2 separate regions of the Homo sapiens genome follow, and region 2 is linked to region 1. Evidence: chromatin loops called from intact Hi-C (ENCODE). Cell type or tissue: endothelial cell of umbilical vein. All regions are shown on one strand. Links, peaks and the distances in the headings refer to the core of each region. The heading gives the core; the rest is flanking DNA.

Region 1 (2,923 bases), core at 320-2,819:
TATGAGTTTGCTAATGAAACATAAGCTCAATATTTTATTGGAACTACTGGGAAATAAGTGCTCTGCTTCTTTTGGAATGGTTAGCTATAAAGATGATATAAGTTGAACACTGGGGAAAGGTGGGGAGGTGGCAAGAAATCACTATGTGAAAACAAACTCTTTGATGTCAACAAAGAGGAAAGGAGAGATCATGTCCTGATGTCAATGTTTGCATTCGTGAATCTAGTCATATCTGAAGTTACCTATCTATGGATTTTTCAGTTATTAAGCCAAATATACTCCTTTTCTTAAATCAGTCTGAGTTTAAGTTTTTGACACTTGTAAGGAAAAGCCCTATGTATCATAGCACAAAATAATTCCATTTATTAAACATCACAAAATGTCTAAAAATCCTCTTTCATATCTTTCTATACCTTGGTGTCACTCAGAATGTCAGCTGTGCTAAATCCCTAGTCTCACTCTCTCAAAACTCCCAGAAACCATCTCTCCTAGTCAGCTCATTCCAGGTCTTTTTTTCTTACTCCCTTACTCAAACTTTGCTGGTCGCCTTCCTTATCCCCACCCCATCCCACCTTCTCCAAAACAAAAAATCTGAGCCTTGCAGATCAGCCGAGCCTTCTGAGGCTCCTTTTGCTTCTTTACCTCTATTCCTTATTGAGATCAGCACAATTAATGCATGTCTGAACAACAAATGATCCTTTCTCTTTGGAAGGGTGAAAGTTTGGAAATATTTACATGTTAAATGTTCTGTTCTGGTCTCATTTGTATTCAGTACAAATAGTGTGTTTGCTTGGACATTAATTTTATTTGCAAATAGCTACAGCTGGGGGTCCCTTTGGGTAAGTCTTGCTAAGATACTGCATTGGTGGGTTTTTTGTTTATTTTGTTTTTGTTTTGTTTTTCAAGGGGATGGGGAAGGAATCAAAGTAGTCAAATCAGTTTGGTTGTTTTTACAAGCCCGAGAAATGGTCAAATTTTGGATTCAGACCAAGCACACCATAGTGTGCTAGAGGCAATTTAATGACTTCCTACCCTCTTGCCTTTTTCCCCCTCTTTGGGAACATTCTTGGATTTTCTACAGAAACAGCCAGAGGCTCTCAATTGACAATTGCCTCACTCAGCAGTTTCTTGTTAAGCACACTTGTCAGACACTGTTTCCAGGACTCTCTTAAGTGTCCTAAGAATATTGACTCATTCAAAAGCAGCCCAGCTGTAGTTGGGAGAGCACCAGCACTTGCTCTATAAAGATCTAGATTGTCTCTCTACCTCAAGAGGAATCCAAAATCCTGTTATGCTGGACTCTGAAATGATCCCCAGCCCTTTGGTGATCACACTGTTTATGAGCAGTCTGAATTCCATTCTTGGGTCTACCTAAACTAGCACCCTCGGGCTATGGGGCCCAGTGGGGAGACCACCTAGCATGCTGGCTGCCTGGAGCCCAGGGAACTGTCAAGATGGCTCTGGAAGACTTCTCGCCTTTTAAAAGCCCCGTATTTCTTTTACATATATTTTTGTCCTCATGAATTTTGCCAACCGCAATGGACTAAAATCTATTATAGCGTCCTGGAAAGGTGGGGAAAAGATGGGATAGTTGAGGAGAGTTTAATGAAGGGACTATTTAAAAAGGTGTGGATGGGGTTAAAGGAAACCTCTGGGCGTCATTACCCACTCCAGGCCTGAAGGGGCAAGGGTAGTTAGTGGTAACCAGAACCTGGAGAAAACTGCAGGAGAGGGCCACAGGATGGGAGTAATGGCTTTCAGATGAAGAACATAGCCACTGCTAACAGGGTGGCCCGCTGGGGATGCAGGGGAGGTCCTGAATCACATCCTGCCTTCTGATCTGCAGGTGCCTCCCACTTGCCAAAACCAATTGAAAGCCAGATTATAGTTGACGTAGCCCATAAAGGTCAGTCCTGAGTCACAGAGCAGAGTGGAGAGTGGGTCTGAAGGGACAGAGGAAAAACCAGCAAGCACCTCCTGTTTTTTCCCACAGCCAGCACCTTGGTTCAGCCCTTACCCTTTCTTGCCTGTCCCCTGGACCCATCAAATCCACTGCTTTTAATGACCAGTCTGTTTCCAAGAGGCTATATTCATTCCACTTGGGACTGGGGCATATGCACTTGGGTAGAAGAACCAGCTGTGCAGTGTCAAGACCCTTCCCTCAGAGACCTTATCAGTAAAATGGCGGGTGGACTCGGGGATGCCCGAAGACTTTTCCGGACCACGATTTTCCGATGCTGGACACATATTTAAACATGAAGGAATAGACTTGCGACTTTTAAGCGCAAACAATGGGTGGAAATGGACAGAAACTGCCTCCGTGCCCACTTGCAGCGGACTACGTAGCCCTGGCAGACAGGCAATTGCTTCAAACAAGCGCCCTCCAAGGGCGTAAGCTAGAGGGGCCCGGGCGGGCGCTTTCCCGTGGACCCTCCCACCTCGCGGGTAGAGGAAGTCCTTCAGTTCAGGCACAACCCTGAGCGTCCCCCGCAGTCTCCAACTCCGGCGCCAGTCAGGTTGTGGGGTGGGGGCGGCGGAGGGCGGAGAGCGCAGGCGCAGAGTCCGCGCGGCGGCGCCCCTCTCCCTCCGCAGTACTCCGGGCAGCGCCCGCCTCGATTTTCCCAGGCGAGGGCACGCCCGCGTCAGTCGCCTCCGGGGCACCTTCCTCGCCACGACACGCAGGTAACCGGGCCCCGGGAGCCGGTCGGCGGCGGCGGACTGGGACCTTGATCCTGCCTGCCCGGCCGCCCGACAAGGGAATGAGAGCGGACCCCGAACTCCACACACCCGCGTTTAGCCGCCACACCTAAGGGGCACAACAGTCTTTTTGGGTAAGGGCCGGGCTGGGGGCGACGCGCCCCGCCCGCTTTGCAGACTTCGGGGTGCTCTGCACGACGCCTGAAAGGCCGCGGGGCCCGCATTT
Region 2 (2,923 bases), core at 177-2,676, 100 kb after region 1:
GTACTAGGCCATTTTCATATAAGAGACTTGAGCATCTCTGGATTTTGGTATTGGGGAGGAGGAAACTGGCACTGATTTCCCTTAGATTAACCTTATCCAACCTGTGGCCTGCGGGCTGCATGCAGCCCAGGATGGCTTTGAATGCAGCCCAACACAAATTCACAAACGTTCTTAAAACATGATGAGATTTTTTGGTGATTATTTTAAGCTCATCAGCTATCGTTAGTTTAGTGTATTTTATGTGTGGCCCAAGACAATTCTTCCATTGTGGCCCAGGAAAGCCAAAAGATTGGACACTCCTGCCTTAGATACTGAGGGCCAACTGTATTCATTCATGTAACCTTTCTTGGCCTCATTGTCTTGATAAAGTGATATATATTCAGTGTTTTCACTAATGACCGTGTAACCATGTGAGTATTGTTCATTACTGGCTCACCTCCTATGATTAAATTTATTTTCTTGTTTAACTTAGTTTTTCTTGAAATTTATAAAGTTCTCATTAAATAAATGATGGTTCGTCCGTACAATGGACTACTCAGCACTAAAAAGGAGTGAACTACTGATTTACACAACACAAATGAAACAAATGCATTATGTTAACTGGAAAAGCCAGACTCAGCGTCTGCATAAAACATTCTGGAAAAGGCAAAACTACATAGGGACAGAAAATAGATCAATAGTTGTCACAAATTAATGGTTGGGGATGGGTTTGAATACAAAGCATAAAGCAATTTTTTTTTTTCTTGAGGGGGAGTGATAGAACTGTTCTTATTTTCTTATTTAGATTGTGGCAGTGATTACATAACTCTTAAATGTTTGTCAAATTTTATTCACAACAAACAGTGAAAATCTTACTGTATGTAAAATAAACAGCAAAAAAATATATGGCCCTATTTTTATCCATCTATTATGTATCATTCCTCAATATATATTGACAGTTTTGTAGATCTTACAAATACTGACAATGTAATTGAATTTCATGTAGCCTCTGGAATCTCTAGTGAAAAGGGAAATTAACATCCTAGTATTATGAAAATAGTTTTGGCTCCGTAGACCCCTTAAGAGATCCACTTTAGTAACCCTTTCTTAGAGAACTGCTAATGTAAATACATGAATAATGCTAGACAAAACACCTGAAAACATGTTCTTTCCCAAACTACTTTTATAAATTCTATAGGTATAGCTATATATTAATGACACAAAGTTTGTCAAATCATTTAATCAGTCATATTGTGTATAATTTGTAAACTGAGGAAGGGTACTGTTGGCTGTGTATATAGGTCATGATAAATATGACCTTTTTTGGCAAGTCAGTAGTTATACCCTAAGGAAAATGTAAGGAACCAGCTAGCAATAAAATAAAATTCTAAAGGGAAATCTCTTGTTCAGTTTTAGATTCTGTTGTACTTTAACACATAACTTGACAATTTCCTGCTTCTGATAAGAATCAGCTAAGTAACAATACCCAAGTGACTAAGTCCGGAAGTTTGGTTGGGGTACAGATCTCACAGTAAACAATGAAGGGGGAGAAAGTCCCCAATTAACTAACTTGGATATGCTGTAAGTAATGCAAAAAGACAAGGCAATTCATAAGATGATTTTATTCTCTTCAGCTTTTTAAACCCTAGTATCTCATCAAGTAATTTTAATTGGTAAATACTCTTACTAATGAAACAACTAATGAAACAGATCCCACCACTGGGAAAACAAAAAATTACAGGCTAGTCAGAAATAAAGGCTACTTAAAAATTAAGTTTTTCTTCTTTTTTTTTAAAAAATAGTGTAGGTCAAATAAAATTCCATCTAATTCTGTCCACTTTTGGAAATATCACTTTGAAATCATCCCCAATATGAGAAGGCACAAAATAATGACAAAGGCAAAAGTGCTGTGCATAGCACAATTCATTCACTTATTCACTCAACAAATGTTTATTGAGTAGTTAGTGGAGACTAGGAGACAGAGCAAAGGAATGAGAATAAAGAAAGATAAGCAAAAAGTTTGCTCTTAAAAAAACCTCAACTATAATTCTGTTTCTTTGACAAACTTATAAATATCTTAGGTATATAAGACATTACTGTCTATATGATTATTTTGTTAGGCATTACAGAATATTACTTATTACCCCTCTGAACTATAATAAACTGATCCAAGATCAGTATCATCATCCTATAATCTGAAGATTATTACATTTTATCTAAAGAAAGAAGCCATTATGTGACTACAAACGTAAGAGCAATAATCTTGCTAAATTATGAGCAATTAGATATAAACCACCAATTATGAAAACGTGTAACATAATGAATTTATTGTCATAATTAACACAGCAAACATGTAAGTACATTAATTGATCTAAGTCTTATATACTATATGGGAATTAAACATAAATGGCCTTATAGTTGATTGTAATCATATTTTTAAATTTCTAAAAAATTGTGGTAAAAACAAATGTTATGAACTGAATTTTGTCCCTTCAAAAATTCACACATTGAAGTCCTAACCCCCAGTAGTTCATAATGTGACTATATTTGGATATAGTGTCTTTAAAGAGGTAACTGAGGTAAAATGAGGTCGTTAAGATGGACCTTAATCCCTTATGACTCCTCTTCCTGGTTCACCTGGCTAGAAATATTGGCATTAAGTACATTCACATTGTTGTACAACCATCTATTTCCAGAATAATCTTCATCTTGCAAAACTTAAACTCTGTACCCATTAAACAGTAACTCCCCTGTATATAGATAGCCAAACTACCAGTCATGTATGAGAGAACAAAATCACTTTCAGATATGCATTCTAAAAAATTTAATTCCAATATATTTTTAACTCAGGAAACAACTAGAGGACGTGCTCCAGCAAAATGAAGGGTAAAGCAAGAAAAAGTAAGACATAGGATCTAGGAAGCGGAGGAACTGTGGGCAGTAG

Evidence for each region. Hi-C counts contacts between places; a loop is a spot of excess contacts. Peaks named below come from ENCODE experiments on the same cell type or tissue, not always from the same donor. Only the 100,000 strongest peaks of a DNase experiment are listed, where the experiment ranks them.
Region 2: it touches region 1 in a loop (8-fold over the local background); 3 of 110 quality-filtered maps call a loop at or near these places.

The regions. Positions count from the first base shown.
Region 1 is chr3:136,816,533-136,819,455 of GRCh38, forward strand. SLC35G2 (solute carrier family 35 member G2) reads left to right here and starts at 2,594. Exons shown (of 2, transcript NM_025246.3): 1 at 2,594-2,923. RefSeq lists a silencer at 2,619-2,678. In endothelial cell of umbilical vein, for the core only: a CTCF peak has its summit at 1,725; DNase peaks (open chromatin) are centred at 1,879 and 2,419; H3K4me3 peaks cover 889 bases; H3K27ac peaks cover 1,525 bases.
Region 2 is chr3:136,918,485-136,921,407 of GRCh38, forward strand. The region is part of intron 1 of NCK1 (NCK adaptor protein 1); the gene reads left to right. Among named protein-coding and RNA genes, the nearest start is that of IL20RB, 38 kb to the right of the region's middle. In endothelial cell of umbilical vein, for the core only: no CTCF peak of the experiment used is centred there; a DNase peak (open chromatin) is centred at 1,487; H3K27ac peaks cover 2,140 bases.